2 separate regions of the Mus musculus genome follow, and region 1 is linked to region 2. The links are chromatin loops, found by intact Hi-C in ENCODE. Cell type or tissue: left cerebral cortex. All regions are shown on one strand. Links, peaks and the distances in the headings refer to the core of each region. The heading gives the core; the rest is flanking DNA. Region 1 holds the start of Gp2 (glycoprotein 2 (zymogen granule membrane)). Region 2 holds the start of Pdilt (protein disulfide isomerase-like, testis expressed).

The links. A loop is a pair of places that touch in the nucleus more often than their neighbours do. Peaks named below come from ENCODE experiments on the same cell type or tissue, not always from the same donor. Only the 100,000 strongest peaks of a DNase experiment are listed, where the experiment ranks them.
Region 1: it touches region 2 in a loop (2.4-fold over the local background); 5 of 42 quality-filtered maps call a loop at or near these places.

What each region holds. Positions count from the first base shown.
Region 1 is chr7:119,451,171-119,459,506 of GRCm38, reverse strand. It overlaps Gp2 (glycoprotein 2 (zymogen granule membrane)), which reads left to right and starts at 235. Exons shown (of 11, transcript NM_025989.4): 1 at 235-322; 2 at 2,211-2,346; 3 at 4,859-5,305; 4 at 6,553-6,663; 5 at 7,163-7,374; 6 at 7,859-8,007. The coding sequence starts at 2,268. In left cerebral cortex, for the core only: no CTCF peak of the experiment used is centred there; a DNase peak (open chromatin) is centred at 4,795.
Region 2 is chr7:119,515,579-119,523,914 of GRCm38, reverse strand. Pdilt (protein disulfide isomerase-like, testis expressed) reads left to right here and starts at 433. Exons shown (of 12, transcript NM_027943.1): 1 at 433-660; 2 at 4,084-4,283. The coding sequence starts at 4,091. In left cerebral cortex, for the core only: a CTCF peak has its summit at 4,084 (motif pointing left); a DNase peak (open chromatin) is centred at 4,078.

The DNA.
Region 1 (8,336 bases), core at 256-8,255, 65 kb after region 2:
AGTTGCTTACGGAGAAACATCCGTGTGAAACAGCACCTTCTGGAAGAGTTTCCATGCCGGTGGCACAAAAGCCCTTCTTTCACTACCCTTGATGGTCAATGGCTTATCTTACCTGTGTTCATCAAGTCCTAGTGCCTGGGAACTTAGTGCCAGTCCTACCTCAGCACCAATCATGAAGAGCCACATGGGTGGGGAGTGTCAGTATAAAGGAGTCAGGCCGTAGGTTATGTTCCCACACTGGGCAGGGAGGAAGGATACTTTGGGTTCTTCTCTTATGGTAAGTCCTGCTCCAAAGCCCAGGAAGATTTAGTCTCCCTTGCAGGTGAGTTTAACCTTCTTTGTGTACTGGACTTACTAGGGCGATCTGCAAACTTTCTGAACCCAGAAGTGACTCTGGACCTTAACTCTTGTTAATTGTTCCTCAGCTCAGTTAGTTCATAATCCAAGTCACCTGCTGGACAGTCCAAGGTGTCCACTTGGGTTGGCATCTCTAAAAGCTTAGTCCTGGTTACTCCCCTGTCTCTGTTCTCTCATCATGCATTCATGATACTCCATCAGAAACAGGTTTGCAGCCCCAAGTTCTATCTTTTAGAGGCTGCAAGAAACCATACAGAGGTCCCCTTTCGGGGCACAGAAGGGTAAATGTCACTGAAGTCGGCAGACATTTTTGTCTTTCTATTTCTTATTTACTTCTTTGCTTGCTTATTCCTTCATTAATTATTTCATCATGTAATTGTTTTTAAACTGGGAAGCCAGTGTATGCCCTCTTCTGTACAGAATGAAAGGGGCTTAGAATTCAGCCTAACATAATGCTACACTTGTGAAATCTCAGAGCGTCTTAGCAGAACCTGATGCACATATATAATCAAGATAGATAGAACTCTCCTCCCTAGGTACCAATAATTACTAGAATTCTTGCCTTCAGTTTCCAGAGAGTGTCTTCTGCCACCTGTGCAGGGACTTTGCAAATATTGCTCTTGGACACTCCACAGCACTGACCCCCCTTTTGCTAGCTTGCTATTGATTTCTTCTTGGAAAGCCCCTATTCCCATCCCACTCCATTTCTGTATGTCATGCCAATAGTTTGGGTTCTGAGAACCTGGACCTATTGCCATATGTTGGTCATGTATGTCCATATTTGCAGAGACACAGCTGTATAAATATTGTTTGGATTATATACTCCTTTCTTTCTTTTTTTATTAGATATTTTCTTTATTTACATTTCAAATATTATCCCCTTTCCTAGTTTCCCCACCAAAAATCCCCTCCCCCTCCCCCTGTTCCCCAACCCACCCACTCCCATTCCTGGTCCTGGCATTCCCCTATACTGGGACAAAGAAACCTTCACAGGAGCAAGGGCCTCTCCTCCCATTGATGACTGACTAGGCCATCCTCTGCTACAGATATAGCTAGAGCCACAAGTTCTACCATGTGTTTTCTTTGATTGGTGGTATAGTTCCAAGGAGCTCTAGGGGTACTGGTTAGTTCATATTGATGTTCCTTCCACGGGGCTTCAGTCCTCTTCAGCTCCCTGGGTACTTTCTCTGGCTCCTTCATTGGGGACCTTGTGCTCCGTCCAATGGATGATTGTGAGCATCCACTTCTGTATTTTCCGGGCACTGGCAGAGCATCGCAGGAGACAGCTATATCAGGCTCCTGTCAGCAAGCTCTTGTTGGCATCTGCCTAGTGTCTGGATTTGGTGGTTGTTTATGGGGTGGATCCCCAAGTGGGGCAGTCTCTGGATGGTTGTTCCTTCAGGCTCTGCTCCTAACTTTGTCTCTGTAACTCCTTCCATGGGTATTTTGTTCCCCCATTCTATGAAGGAGCGAAGTGTCCACACTTTGGTCTTCCTTCTTCTTGAGTTTCATGTGGTTTTCAAATTGTATCTTGGGTATTCTAAGTTTTTGGGTTAATATCCACTTATCAGTGAGTGAATATCATGTGTGTTCTTTTGTGATTGGGTTACCTCACTCAGGATGATATTTTCCAGATCATCCATTTGCCTAACAAAACTTCTTCATCAACAAAACGGGACTCATAACAATACCTCCCTATGGAGTGGTTCAGAGACCTAAGTAAGACAAATTATGAAAAGGGCCTCTAGCAAATAGGGTCACATGATAGATGCTGAACCAATATGAGTTTCAACCTTACCCAGGGGCTAAAGGTTTGTTAGCTTGACCTGATGGGAGCCTTTCCTTTTCTATAGATTTATGAAGAATCTGCAGGCTGCAGAGTAACCTGCAAGCTTCACTTTATGAAAAGGATGGTGGGTTGTGACCTGCTGTGGCTGGCTGCAGCCTCCTGCGTTCTGACACTGGTATCTCCATCTACAATACATCAAGGTGAGTGTCTGCTCACCAGGGATCTTAGATGCTCCACAAGACCTAAAGAGAGAGCAGAGGAAGGGAGGAGGAAAGGCTGCTCAGCTGGTTCCAGAAACAGAGAATTGGAAACAAAGGCTAGAGAGCAAGGGACTCATGGAGCTCTCAGAGCCTGAAAAGGCAGGGGGGCCAGTGTAGTCCCTTCTAGGAGGTGATTTGAGAGCACAGACTGAAACATAAGAGAGATAGTTCTGCCACACACTTCACCCTTCTATATCAAGTTGTTCATCTGTAAAAAAAAAAAAAGTGCTAGATTTAACAATATCTCTATCTTCCAAAGATTTTCATTCTCTCTCTCTCAATCTCTCTCTCTCTCTCTCTCTCTCTCTCTCTCTCTCTCTCTCTCTCTCTCTCTTTCTCTCTCTCTCTCTCTCTGTGTGTGTGTGTGTGTGTGTGTGTGTGTGTGTGTGTGTGTGTGTGTGTTTTGCTGGCTTTCCATCCTTTGGACTTGGCCTCTACAATACTGGGATTAAAATGATATATCACCACATCCAGGTCCTAAGAGCTGCAAGTGGGAGCAACCTAGACAGTTATAGAAGAAGTTCCCAGCTAAGCTAAAGGTGCAAATGTGAGCCTGTAGTGGGAGGTTAGGGAGAGAACTGAGCTCTTACTCCCATGGGAAAGCACAGGGTGTGTGGGAAATGATCCAAGAATAACAAGGACCACAAGTCCTTTCCTTAGAGCAAACACATACATGAGCAAGGCTGAAAAACAGCCTTTCATTCCTTTAAAAAAAAAGTCTTACTGATATGTATGTATGTATGTATATATATATATATAGCCTAACTGTGTGCTTCCTTCATCATTCTACCGGTAAGGTAACTGCCTGGAACTAGGCTATTGGGTGTGGCAGCATATGGCAGCCATCTCACTGAATCTTGGAGGCTTTATCTCTCAAATGAAGTGGGAGTGGGTGGGAGAGTATGGGGGACTTTTGGGATAATGTAAATGAGGAAAATACCTAATTAAAAAAAATAAAATAAAATGGAAAAGTGAAGAAAAGCAAAAAAAAAAAAAAAAAAGCATATCTACCCCCAAAGGACCCTGGGAAATTCTTCCCAAACTTTAATGGTTGCTTATTTACTTTATGAATATTAACAGAGTAATAGAATCTCCCTATATTCTATGTTGTGTGTGTGCGCGCGCACACACACACACACACACACACACACGTGGAGTCCAGAGAACAACCTCACATACCATTCTGCCATTCCTCTGGTGCCATCCACTTTGCTTTATAAGTCAAGGTTTCTCAGTTTCAGTGTAGGCTACGCTGGCTGGTTGGTGAGTCCCAAAGGACTGTACTATTCCCACCTCCCCAGCACTGGGATTAGAAATTCATACCACAGTGCCCACCTTTTAAAAACGAGTTCTCCATGCTCAAACTCACATCTTCGTGCTTACAAGGCACTGTACTAACCGCACTCTCTCTTCAGACCCCTACACAAAACTAATTTTTAAAGACTCTCTGAAAAAAAAAAAGTCTCCAAAGAGCATAAGCACCTTTCCGGGCCACCAGCCAGTATGTCTGCTCTTAAGTCCCCTCTCTCAGCATCTGATCATCCCCTTAATCATTTCTCTGCCTCTTCACACACCATTGCCCACTCTCCCCTAAAGCAGAAATGGTCCTGTTAGGTGAGTGGTTTTCAGTGGAGATAATTTTGGCTTTCAGAAACCATTCAAGATGCTTGAAGTCTTCAGAAGCAGCCTCTGCATTGGGTGGGTGGAGGCCAAGGTTTGATTCTATTTTGAAGACACCTGCACAACAATGAACAACTTAGCCAATACTATACCAATAACACTAAGCTTGGCAATGATTAACATGATACATCTATACATGCTGGCCTGTAACGTTACCTACTGATAGGGAACGATGTTGATTTTATAATACGTTAAAAAAATCCAGCATGCTCTCCTCCTCTCTCTCTCTCTCTCTCTCTCTCTCTCTCTCTCTCTCTGTATGCATGCTCACACATGCATGGGAAAATTCTAAGGGCTATACAACAAATTTGTGATCGCTTCTAGAGATGGGTCCAACTAAGGACAACTTTCATCTTAAAACATTTATCTTAAGACTTTTATCTTTTGCCAAATTAAGCGACATGCCAATATTTATTTTTGCTTAATTCACTTTACTAATGGCTAAGGTTTTTCTCAGGGAGCCTTGTATTACATTTATGAGCAAAACAAACAATGGTTGAGCTGGACTCTCACCGTGTCTTGCTAGTGGCCCACAGAGAAGCTCTTTGTAACCCTGAGTAGGGCAATGGGGGTTATGCAAAGTGGTGGCCTGAATGTCTTTGCTATGATTGTCCTTCTTCCTGAGTGACAAAGCTTGGTGTTAATTACTGCAATGTGTACCTATTGGCCTCACTGGGATCATTAGGGCATTCAAAGCAAAATGGAGAAGGGATAAAAACCCCTAGGGCTGTGGAGTTGCTCAATAAACCCACATGCTCTCTGTTCTTTTCAGGTTATGGGAGGCCCAGGAACAGCTCCAATCTGGACTTGGACTGTGGATCCCCTGACTCTCCAAGTTCTGGAATCTGCTTTGATCCCTGCCAGAATCACACGGTCCTGAATGATCCTACCAGAAGCACAGAGAACAACGATTCATCAGTTGCATGGTGTGATGATAACCTGCACGGCTGGTACCGCTTTGTGGGTGATGGAGGAGTGAAGATGCCAGAGACCTGTGTGAGTGTGTTCCGGTGCCACACCTCTGCCCCCATGTGGCTGAGTGGATCTCACCCCATCCTTGGAGATGGCATTGTCAGCCACACAGCCTGTGCCAACTGGAATGAAAATTGTTGCTTCTGGCGTTCTGAGGTCCAGGTGAAGGCCTGTTCTGAAGAACTAGGAGAATATCACGTGTACAAGTTACAGGGTACCCCTGAATGCAGTCTGAGATACTGCACAGGTAAGCAGCAGCTACAGGGAAGGGTGAACTTTAGTTCCAAGGATTCAATGGAGCCAGAAGAGACAGTTAGGAGGAGACTGAATAAAGCAGCCACCACTGGACTCTTGACAGGGATACACATGGAAATGTAATTTGGGACCTGCCACCTACAAGCCTGAAACTTATAGTTGAGTGAAAGAGCCTTATAAATGAATATTGCATGATATTGCACTAGTTATAAGGCTCAGCAGGTAAAAGTGCTTGCTGTGAAAGTGTGGGTACATGAGTTTAAATCCCCAGCACACATGTAAAAATCTGAATGAGACTAAGCATGCCTGCTATCCCAAGTCTGGTCGCCACCAGAGACAGGATGCTGGACCTAGGTTCAATGAGAGGCCCTGTCTTAAGGGAATAAGGTGAAGAGTGACTGAGTAGGACACCTGACATCCCCTCTAGCCTCTGGATGCACAAGTGCTCAGACCCACACATAGTTATACAGCACAGACTCACACGCATATAAAAACACACAGACACACATACAGACCCACATAGACACATATGGACACACACTGACACACACAGAGACACACTGACACACTGACACACACATACAGATGCACATATAGAAAAACATACACAAGCACACACAGAGAAACACACACACAAAATGAAGAACCCAAGCTCATTCAAATTTTACTTGTCTCAAATTGTATTCCTCTTAGAACCTGCTTTCTGATCTGAAACAAAGGGTAAAGCTAACAGCTTACACTGCCTTACTACACTGCCTACAGTGAGCCCGCTACCGTTCAGCTTTAATCATATCAGCACACTGAAACTCCCTACTCAGTCCATGAAATAGGATCCACGTAGTCATTCCTATTAGGGTCTGGAACACAGAAAGGTCACACAGCTGTCCCCGTATCACAGAGCTGGAATGAGAAGAGCTGGGACTTAAACTCAGGCTCTATAATGCTGGCAGCGGTGGACTTAAAGTCATTCTGCCCCATCACACGTTTCTACCACAGGGGTCAGCTGAACCAAAGCATGCTAAGTAGTCAGCACAGTGCATGGCTTGCCTGGCAGTTTTCAGGGCTGTTACTCCCTCTGCTGGGTTTTGGAGTCAGGAAAGATGAATTATGGCTGCGGCTCTTCTGGTAAGTTTCTCATATGTTTAGAAAGACTCTGACATAATGATATCCTTGGCTTGGGAGGCCTTAGACCCATCCTGCTCTGCCTCCTAATCCTTTCTCTCCATTCCTTCCCTCTAGACCCCTCCACTGCACCCAAGAATTGTGAGATTACTTGTCGTCCTGAGGAGGAATGTGTATTCCAAAATAACAACTGGTCCTGTGTCTGTAGGCAGGACCTCCATGTTTCTGGTGAGCAGCTCCCAGGGCTGAGTAGGCAGGGCAAGAGGAAGGAGGCTTGGGGATCAGAAAACGGCAGGGACCAGAGTCAGGGGCCATAGAATGGACATTGGGAAATCTTGAGAGTTATTTGGGCCACTTATTATGAAGCCAGTGGATTTGCAAGGAGGAGAGAGGGTAAGGCCAGACAAAGCTTCCAGGTCAGCTGCTGGAATACTGTAGCAACAAGTGGCTGTGGTGTGGGCATCTGGCTTTGGTTTAGTCTGGAATACAGGAGGACCATTTTGTTTTCCCAATACCAGCTAAGTCACACATGTACCTCAGATGCTTAGAAGTCTTGGACCAGAGGTTTATCAGTCTAAGTGTGATTTCTATTGGGGTCCCAGACCTCATCTAGTCTATTCAGCAACTTGGTGGGCCTGATGGATGTACTACCAGGCAAAGAATGTAGATGCCCCTTGTTGTTTTTAGTCCCCTGTCTGCTCTGCTGACCTCACTCTTGGCTTCCTAGACTCTCAGAGTTTGCAGCCTCTTCTGGACTGTGGAGATAATGAGATCAAGGTGAAGTTGGACAAGTGTTTGCTGGGAGGTATGGGTTTCAAGGAGGAGATCATTGCCTACCTCAATGACCGGAACTGCAATGGTACCATGCAAGATGAGCCCAACAACTGGGTGTCCATGACCAGCCCTGTTGTGGCTAATTACTGTGGGAACATCCTGGAGGTAAGTGCTCTTCACACCATCGATACTTGAGGATAAGATCTGTGCTAGTGGGGACATCTTCCTAGCAGTGAGATCTTAGGCAAATGTCTTATCCACTTTGGGTCTCCAGAGCTATGTGAATTTACACACTCTGGTCCATGCTAAAGAGCTTAGGCTGGGCTTAATGCTTGAGCTTTATAAAGTTGGCTCAGATTGTGATGATCTTAATTAAGGGCGGTGAAGGAAGAGCAAGAACATCAGCCCCCAGCTCTCCCACAGGATCAGTCATTCACTTTCTAGTGTTTACTCTGAGTTTCCCATACTCTGGGCTAGCATGACAGGTAGAAGAGAAACCCTTACTTTCTGGAGGCCAGAATTCAAGGGGGCTCCATGGCTGGGAACACTGACCATAGAACCAGACAGATCTGAGTTCAAGATATACCTACACACATCTGCATAATAAATACATATGGGTTTGTTTGTTTGTTTTTGTTTTGTGCCAAAGAAAAATGGGACCCATGCCATCTACAGAAACACCCTTTCCTTGGCCACTGACTTTATTATCAGGGACTTTCGTGTCAATGTCAACTTCCAGTGTGCCTACCCACTGGACATGAGCGTCAGCCTCGAAACTGCTCTCCAGCCCATTGTAAGGTATTGTCTTGAACTTTCATCTTTGACTTGTAGCTCTGACACTGGTCACACACACACAATCTATGATGTCCATACGGTGTTACCAACCTGCTTCAAGAGCTTTCACTCCCTAAATTCTTCATTTCTGAAATATAGCTTAAGAACATTCAGTATGATCAAGGCACTGGTGAATAATGAAGACATTCACAAGGCAGCGCTGTACCTTGGACACATGCTTAAGATGTGCTCAGGAAACAAAAACTCCAGGAAGTGTCTATTCACCTTGAGAAGAAAGGCAGCACGAAACTGATCATATCTTAATTGAGAATCAGACAATGCAATGTAGAAGG
Region 2 (8,336 bases), core at 94-8,093:
GGGGAGTGAAGGGAAGGGAACGAAAGAGAAGGGAGGTGAGCAAGGGAGAGGAAGAAAGGGAAGTCTAAGAGACCAACAGTAGTGGAGGTGGGAGAGAGTGCTTACTGCCTTCCATATACTCAGCTTCTCATTTTGCACCCATCAGTTTGTTTAACCCTTTCTGTACACAGTGAATGTCACCGTATTGAACAGTCGAGAAAACCAAGCCTCAGAAAGAGGAAACACCATGTTTAAGGTCATGTGGGTTAGGACAGTGCTAAGATTCGAACACCAATCCACAGCCAGCCAGCTTCCTACAGTCAGTTTGGCTTCTGGTCCTTGGTGTCCATGGGTACACGCTTTGAACAGGGCTGCTAGGCTGGGCCCCTCTTACTCAACAATGGCCCATTCTTCTAAAGCTCCCTCACCTGGCCCTCTAGAATCCCAGAACTCAGAACATAGTTTCAGAGGCAGCTGTGACCTCCATGTGCTCAAGCAGGAACTCCCTTTCTGCTCCTGGGTTTCTTGGGCTCACTCATTAGCAGACAGGTCCTGCTCTCAACACAAGAGGAAACTTAAAGCCTTCTCCTCAGACTTCTGCACCCTCCCTGATTGCCACAGGGCTGACTGCCCCAGCTCCATGTGGCCTGACAGCCCCGAAAGTAATCCAGCTGCTTGCAGGTATGAGCTTGCCAAATAACACCACTCTCTGATTGACAAGCCTGCCTTGGTGACCTTCCTTTTGTAGGGTGTATTATATATTAAAGATGCAACACATTAGGGCCAGTACAATGGCTTTATAGGAGCAGCATGACCCCACCCCAGACCTGTTTGGATTTAGACCCAAGCATTAGTATTTGTAAACAAACAGAACAAAACTCTTGTAAAAACCTTACTGTTTAGTTGTTAATTGACCCACTAAAATAGGACTTGGGGCTTGTAGTAAGAATTAAACGAGGCCATCCATACACTCACTATTCACGGAGCATCAAAACAGGTCCAGGCGTGGTTCTAGGAGGTGGAGAAGCAGCTATGAACAATGCTATTTGTGCATTATCTGAAATCTTAGCGCTTGGGAGGTTGAGGTGGGAAGATCATGAATATCTAATCAGCTTGGCAAAAACAAACTGGAATATGAAATAAACACGGGTGCTTGGGGGGCCAGTGTGCTCCAGATGGAGGTGAATGAGGCCGGGTGGCTTGAGAAACCTTCCCTCCTGAGAGCTGGTATCTGAGCTGGGGTGGCCTCTGGTGTCCATGGTACATACTCTCAGCAGGGGCTTCAACACTCAGCTCTGGATGATCAGGAGTGAGATAAATAAGTCCTAGGCAGAGGCAAAGTCCTGGGTGGAGTTGGGGAGGGGCCTAGGTCACAGGGCATTAAGGACAAGGTCTAGAGACACTGCAGCCAAGAGACTAACACAAGGTTTTGGATGATTCATGCTGACAGATCATGGGAACCTTTCCAGAAAGAGAAGCAAGTTGGTCTAGTTCATATTAAAAATGGTGGTCTCTAACTGCTGTGAGTGTGTGTCAGAGGACTGAGGAATATAAAGAATAGATGACCAGCAAGCATCACATGGTCTGGATAAGAGCCAATGGTGGTTGCGATATGGAGGTCTTGGTGGAATCCTGGTAGTGAAAATCCCACAAAGGGGCTTAGGAACACCTTTTCAGCATCTGCTATTCCTACCAAGGAACAGTCACTGTCCCCTGAACTGGGGGCTGATATTGAGTCTGAGTTTGGAATTTTTAGGACTGAGCAGGAAGGATGCTGGCCACAGGAGCAAGCAGGCACAAAAAGAATGAGGTCCACACCTAGGTAACAAGCGGGCAAGGCATTGGCAGAGAACAGCTGAGGGCACAGTGCAAGCAGGGATGCAGCTCTTGATGGTCTGCCAGAGATGACACAGAGCCAAGCCTAGGTTTCAGGGGACTCTCAGTAGAAAGAGCAAAAGGGCAGCACGTGATGGCTGGGAGGAGGGTTTACATTCTCTCCACTCCTGGAGAATGTACAGTTCATTTTATTTGCTTGCTTTAGTCACGTGTTCCCTGAACAAAGCTTTCTACCACCATCCTCCCTTAAATGCTATGCTGTTCCTTTCTTCCATCATTTTCCAGTCCTTCCTCCCTGCTCTTGTTCCCAGCTCTTATCAGCACCTTCTTTTTTGTCTCATCTACTTGTTTCCCAGCAGAACATAAAGACTCTAGTCTGTTTCATCCACTCCTGTGTCTTCTGTGCCTAGAAGGGAAGGCAGCATGGCTCATGACTTGAAAAAATACATAGTGAGCGAACTAATGAATGAGTGAATGTGCTGGTTTGAATAAAAATGGCCCCCACAGGATCAGGAGGAGTGGCACTACTCAGGGGGTGTGGCTGAGACTATTCAGGGGGTGTGGCTAAGAGTACTCAAGTAAAGAGTTGAAACAACAACAGTTTAAGAATCATCTGGAACCTTTGAAGCACATAGATATTTGGATCTTGTACTGGTTAGTTTTATGTCAACTTGACATGAGCTAGAGTCATTGGGAGGAGTGAGTCTCAGTTGAGAAAATGCCTCAATAATATTGGGCTGTAGGCAAACCTGTAGGGAATTTTCTTAATTAGTGATTGATGGGGGAAGGTCCAGCCCATTGTGGGTGATGCCATCCGTGGGATGGAGGCCCTGGGTTCTATAGAACAGACTGAGCAAGACATAGATATCAAGCCAGTAAGCAGAACTCTTCAGTGGCCTCTGCATCAGCTCCTGCCTCTGGGTTCTTGCCTGGTTTAGTTCCTATCCTGACTTCCTTCAGTGATGAGCAGTGATATGGAAGTATAAGCCGAGTAAACCCTTTCCTTCAAAGCTTGCTTTTAGTCATGGTGTTTCATCATAGCAATAACTAAAAGACAGGACTGTGGTGGCTTGAATAAGGACAATCCCCCCCTCACTATAGATTTATGTGTTTCAATGCTTGGTCCATAGGGACCATTAGGTGGTGTGGTTTTATTGGAGGAGGTATGACATTGTTGGAGGAAGTGTGTCACTGTGGTGTCAGGCTTTGAGGTCTCCTAAACTCAAACTCCAACCCAGTGTGGCACACAGTCTTCTCCTGGTTGCCTTTGGATCAAGATGTAGAACTCTCAGCTCCTCCAGCACCATCTGCCTGCATGATGCCATGCTTTGTACCTTAGAGATAATGACTAAACTTCTGAAACTGTAAGCCAGTCCCAGTTAAATGCTTTCCTTTATAAGAGTTGCCTTGGTCATGGTGTCCCTTCACAGCAATAAAACCCTAAGACACGTTGGTACCAGGATCTGGGGTTATTGCTGTGATAGGCTTGAGCATGCTTCTGTCCAGAGGCAAGCAGATTTCAGGAGTTTAGATTAGGAAAGCAGTGGGATGCTTTAAGTGGGACTTCATAGGCATTCCTAGTGGGAACATGGAAGACAGTAGTGCGGAGGTGATTTGAACTGTGGGGCCTGGCTCAAGAGGTTTCAGAGGAGAAGAACGTTAGCCTAGACGTAACCTAGATGTAACCTAACGTAACCTAGAGACTGTTCTTGTGATATTGGTGAAGATATGGCCGCTTTTCGCCCTTGTCTAAGAGTCTGGGGGCTAAAATGAAGAGATTTAGATGAATTGCGTTGACAATGGAAATCTTGAAACATCCTAGAATAGACGCTGACTTGTGGTTCACGCTTTTGAAGAGTTTTTTTTTTTTTTACCAAACATAGCAAACCGAGAAAGGAAAAATACAATATATATGATTCAAGGGTTAAAGGAAGTGGTCTGGGCAGAGTTGGAGGGGCAGGAGGCATCGTTAGTATTGGTAACGGGATGGTGGGAGGAGACCGGTCAGAGGTTCACTTTGGGATTCTGCAGTGGCACTTACTCTACAAACTTCTCTCCAAGTAGCTAGAAAACCCAGTGGTTTCCAAAGGTCTGTGTTTGACTCCAGGTCTCGATGAATAGGAGTTGTTCTAGTGCCCAGGGGTTGAGGTTGCTCAGACAAGCTTGTCTTTTGCCAAGCTGTGTACATTGCTGCAGTGCCTGCATGCTCCAAGGTCCCCATCAGTGTAGGTTTGAGAAGAGATATGCTTCCTCTGCTGCCCCCTGCAGGCCATCCATGGAACTGCTTTGGACACCTTTGCTGCTGGTGGCTGCTTGCCTCTCAGAGGTCCTTGGCTCACCAGAGATAGACACGGGCATCAACATTTCCCAGCCTTTGCACATCCTGGAGGATCATAACTTAATGGTGCTGACTCCCGCAGGCTTGACGCAGACGCTGAATGAAACCCGCTTCCTAATGGTGATTTTCCGTGAGTATTTGGCTCTGGCAATGAAGGGTGATGCCTGTCTCATTGAGTTGGGGGACCATAGGGCTTCCATATACTATCAGATGGAAAGAAAACACAAAAATACGACAGGCACTCAGCTGGACATTGGCCTGTCCCTGTAGGAACCCAAAATTCTGCTCACCAATAGCTGTTCTGTCACAGGGGAAGGCTAACGTCTTTTTTTCTCGAACCCTCTACTACCGTGATACACCCTCAACTCCTGCTTTTACATTTTTAAAATCACTCCAATAGCAACCAATATGAACACTTCAAAGTATGTGAACACTTCCCTTCACATGAGCAGCGATTATTGCCATCTAAAAGCAACAGTCAATTAAAGTCATTAAGTTCCCATCTTTGAGTCTATCAATACACAACTGAATTCAAAATGAGTTTTTGAAAACTGGCAGGCCTTCTAAAGTGACCTTTTGGAAAATCATTTTGGAGCAGGCTTATAAGCGTTTTCCTCAGAGGAAGTTGGAAGTTGGGCTTTTTATACAGGAGAGTTTTGGGGAGATCTCAGCCGCTCTCAAATCCTTGGCCAGCCTCTCATCTTTCTGAAGACTCCAGAACTCAAGGTCAATGCTTGGCAGAACCTTTCCTTCTCAGCTCTCAAGCTGCCTGCGTCTAAAACAAACTCCAGTATTTTGGATTTGGTTCTGAGAACCTGTTTCTCCTAACCTCCTGTGTGCACCGATGACACCACCACCCATTCAATGTCAAAGTCAGAAACCTCAGGGCCATCCCCAAATTTGCTGTAGCCTCATATAGACTGTATCTCCATACTCTATTGTTTCTGCACCCAAAGCTCTGTGGTCCCCATCCCTCTCCATACAGTCTGTCATTGCAGGCCTCGGTCTTACCAGTCCCTGCCTGAGACCTGAGGCAGGCTCCCCTATGGATCCCACGCGCCTTCTGCGTGTTCTCTATAAAGCACCCAGAGAAACGGGTTCCTAGAATGCAGCTCTAGTTGTCAGAATGGAATGTTCTGGATCGAGTCTCTGGGCCGTTTGTCCTGCATGAGGTTCTGTAGCATCCTCCCTTCAGTTTTGCACTTGGACTGTGAGATTTAAGTTTCTTGTGAGGAAGTGTTTTCTCATGCCCATGTAGCCTGGGGAGGACTCTTTCCCACTCTTCTTCTTAGCCTTCCTTCTTAGCCTACCCTTTGCCACATCATACCAAAAGCACTTCTAAACTTGCATGTACCTTACCCGTGTCTATTCTTAGATCTGGCACTGTTGAGACACGGTAGGTCTTCACACATGTCAAATGATTGACTGACTGACTGACTGACTGAATGGATGGATGGATGGATGAATGGATGGATGAATGATAATTTCTTGGGCTCTCATTTTCTCTGTGACAATTCACCTGAATTGAGTCAAAGAGAGAGGGAAAGTTCACTTTTTGGTGGAAAGTGATCAAGGAAAGATTTAGAAGTCATTGAATTAGGGCCATTTACCACTTGCCCCTAAGGCTAAGGTAGCAAGAATGTGTCTTGGGGTTACAGGAGATACTGCTGGGGATCACTATGAAGATGGTCATTGAGACTGGGATAATGGTGATACTTGGTGATGATGGAGGTAATGATAGAGAGATGGTGATGGATAAATATAAGAATGGCAGAGGTGACAACAGTCCAGGTTAGCCTTGATTGCCAACTTGACATAGCCTAGAGTTATCTGAGAGGAGAAGCCTCAGTTGAGAAACTGCTTAGTCATATTGGTCTGTGGGCATTCCTATGAGGTATTGTATTCATTATTAATTGATATAGCAGGGTGAAAACGACTGTGGAATGTCTCACCATTCCTTGGGCAGGGGGTCCTTGACAAGCCTGTAAGCAGTGTTTCTTCATGGTTCATGATTTCGTTCCTGCTCGAGTTCCTGCTCTGACTTCCCTCAGTGAAAGATTATGACCCAGAACTATAAGGCAAATAAATTGTGTTTTCTCCCCAAGTTGCTTTTGGTTAGAGTGTTTTATTATAGCAGAACAGGAGTAACTAACACGGAATAGAGTTTATTATAAAGAGAGTGATATGCTGGGATCATTCTGGCCCTGCTGTGGATTCAGGATGCTAAACACTGGCCCCCAAGATCTGGCTGCCACCAAGCAGCAGATCCTCAGTTTCACTAAGTGATGCTAGGTAACCTTGCTCCCCAAGCCAATAAAAGGCTAAATAAAGCCTGGGATTGGGCAGTTGATAAAGGGAGGCGGGTTTTCAGTTACCTGCCTGGGAAGTGCAGGTAGAGTAAGAAAGAAAGAAAGAAAGAAAGAAAGAAAGAAAGAAAGAAAGAAAGAAAGAAAGAAAGAAAGGAAGGAAGGAAGGAAGGAAGGAAGGAAGGAAGGAAGGAAGAAAGAAAGAAAGAAAGAAAGAAAGAAAGAAAGAAAGAAAGAAAGAAAGAAAGAAAGAGAGAAAGAGAGAAAGAGAAAGAAAGCAGGCAGGCAAAAAAGGAGAAGGTCGCCATGAGAGGAGATGGACCATAAGCACGTGGCCAGGAGACACAACGAGTGACAAGGGACATATGGCTGGGATGAAAGTTAGAATAGCTTCAAAACCTCTCCAATATAGGCTTACATCCTGTAAATAAAATACCTGCATTGTATGTCTTTTAGAAAAGCTAGCTACAATTTATAGTTCTTTTTACCATGATGTTGACGGAGGTGATGATAATGGAGGTGATGATAATGACGGTAGAGATTAAGATGTAGGAGATGACGATGATGATGATAGAAGTTATAACGATATAGATGGTGATGTAGATGGTGGAGGTGGTAGTGGTAGTGATGGGCATGCTAACAGTGATGATGATTGTGGTGATGAAAGGGTGTTGATGATGATAGCTGTCATGGTTTTAACTATGGCAGTGATGATTTTTAATGGTCATTTATCAAATACCCACATTGCAAATATTGTACTCAGTACCGCCATCCCCGTAGCTACATTGCCTTCCCGGAACTCATAGGCAGGAGAGGAGAGACAAAATCTTCAGAAGCCTGCGGTATATCCTGTGGCTAAGAGTATATGGAGAAAAGAAAGGGTGGGTGGAACAGAAGTCTGAGAGGCCTATGCCCATGGAAGCACGGACTCCCTTACCTCCACTTCAGACACCCCACTGAGCCGTGTGAGGTATCTCTACATGCTCCACCATTTGGCAATCATCCCAAGACTTCCCCTGCCTGATCATAAACTCAAAAGCATGAGCCCAGCATGACAAAGTCCACGGGGAAACTGGGAGAGGCCATTGATTAGAGCCACCGGCAAAGAGGCCAGAGCTTGCTGCGGGCACTAGATGGGTGTGATGAGGGTAGCAACGGTGATGAAGCAGATAGAAACCTCGATCCACGTGGGAGGCACAAAGTCTCTGCCCCCCATCCACGTGTGTGGATGTGTTTAATGAGAATGATCACTGACCACTCACACTCAGGATCCAGCGCTGAGCCAGTGACTGGCAACCGGGCCAGTGCCGGCTGTCCCAGGCTTTGCTTTATGAAACATATCTGTCAGAGTGACCTTGACCACAGTTGGGAGGTGACCTGCGCTCTCTCAAAGTGTGCCAGATGGAAAAAATAGAATGTTCTGGCTTGAAAAGGAAGCTGTTTCCCCCAGCCCTGACTCAGCACACACCTCTGCTATGTGGCAGTAGGGACCTGCAGTCTAGCCATGTCATCAGGTGGTTTTCCATTTCGTCTCCTTCCACTCCAACGAGGACAGCCCATGCCATGACCAAGGTCAGTTCTCTGAGGCTGGTTTTAGTAAAGAGCCCCTACCTCACCTCGCTGCCCAACTGTGTGAACAGCCAAGGATCCCAGAATATCAGATACTTTAACAGAGTACCAGGTCCCTTTGGCTACCCCATTAGCAAGGTGGTGGGATCAGAGAGGGGAGGGAGCATCCAGTGTACCCTGCTCCTCACACATACCTCACTTGAGTTTCCAGAGGCACAATAATTGCTTAGTTCCAAGGCATTCCACCAGATGGCGCAAATGAGCTATATCACTAGCCCTTAATTTCTGATCAAAGAAAAATTTACACC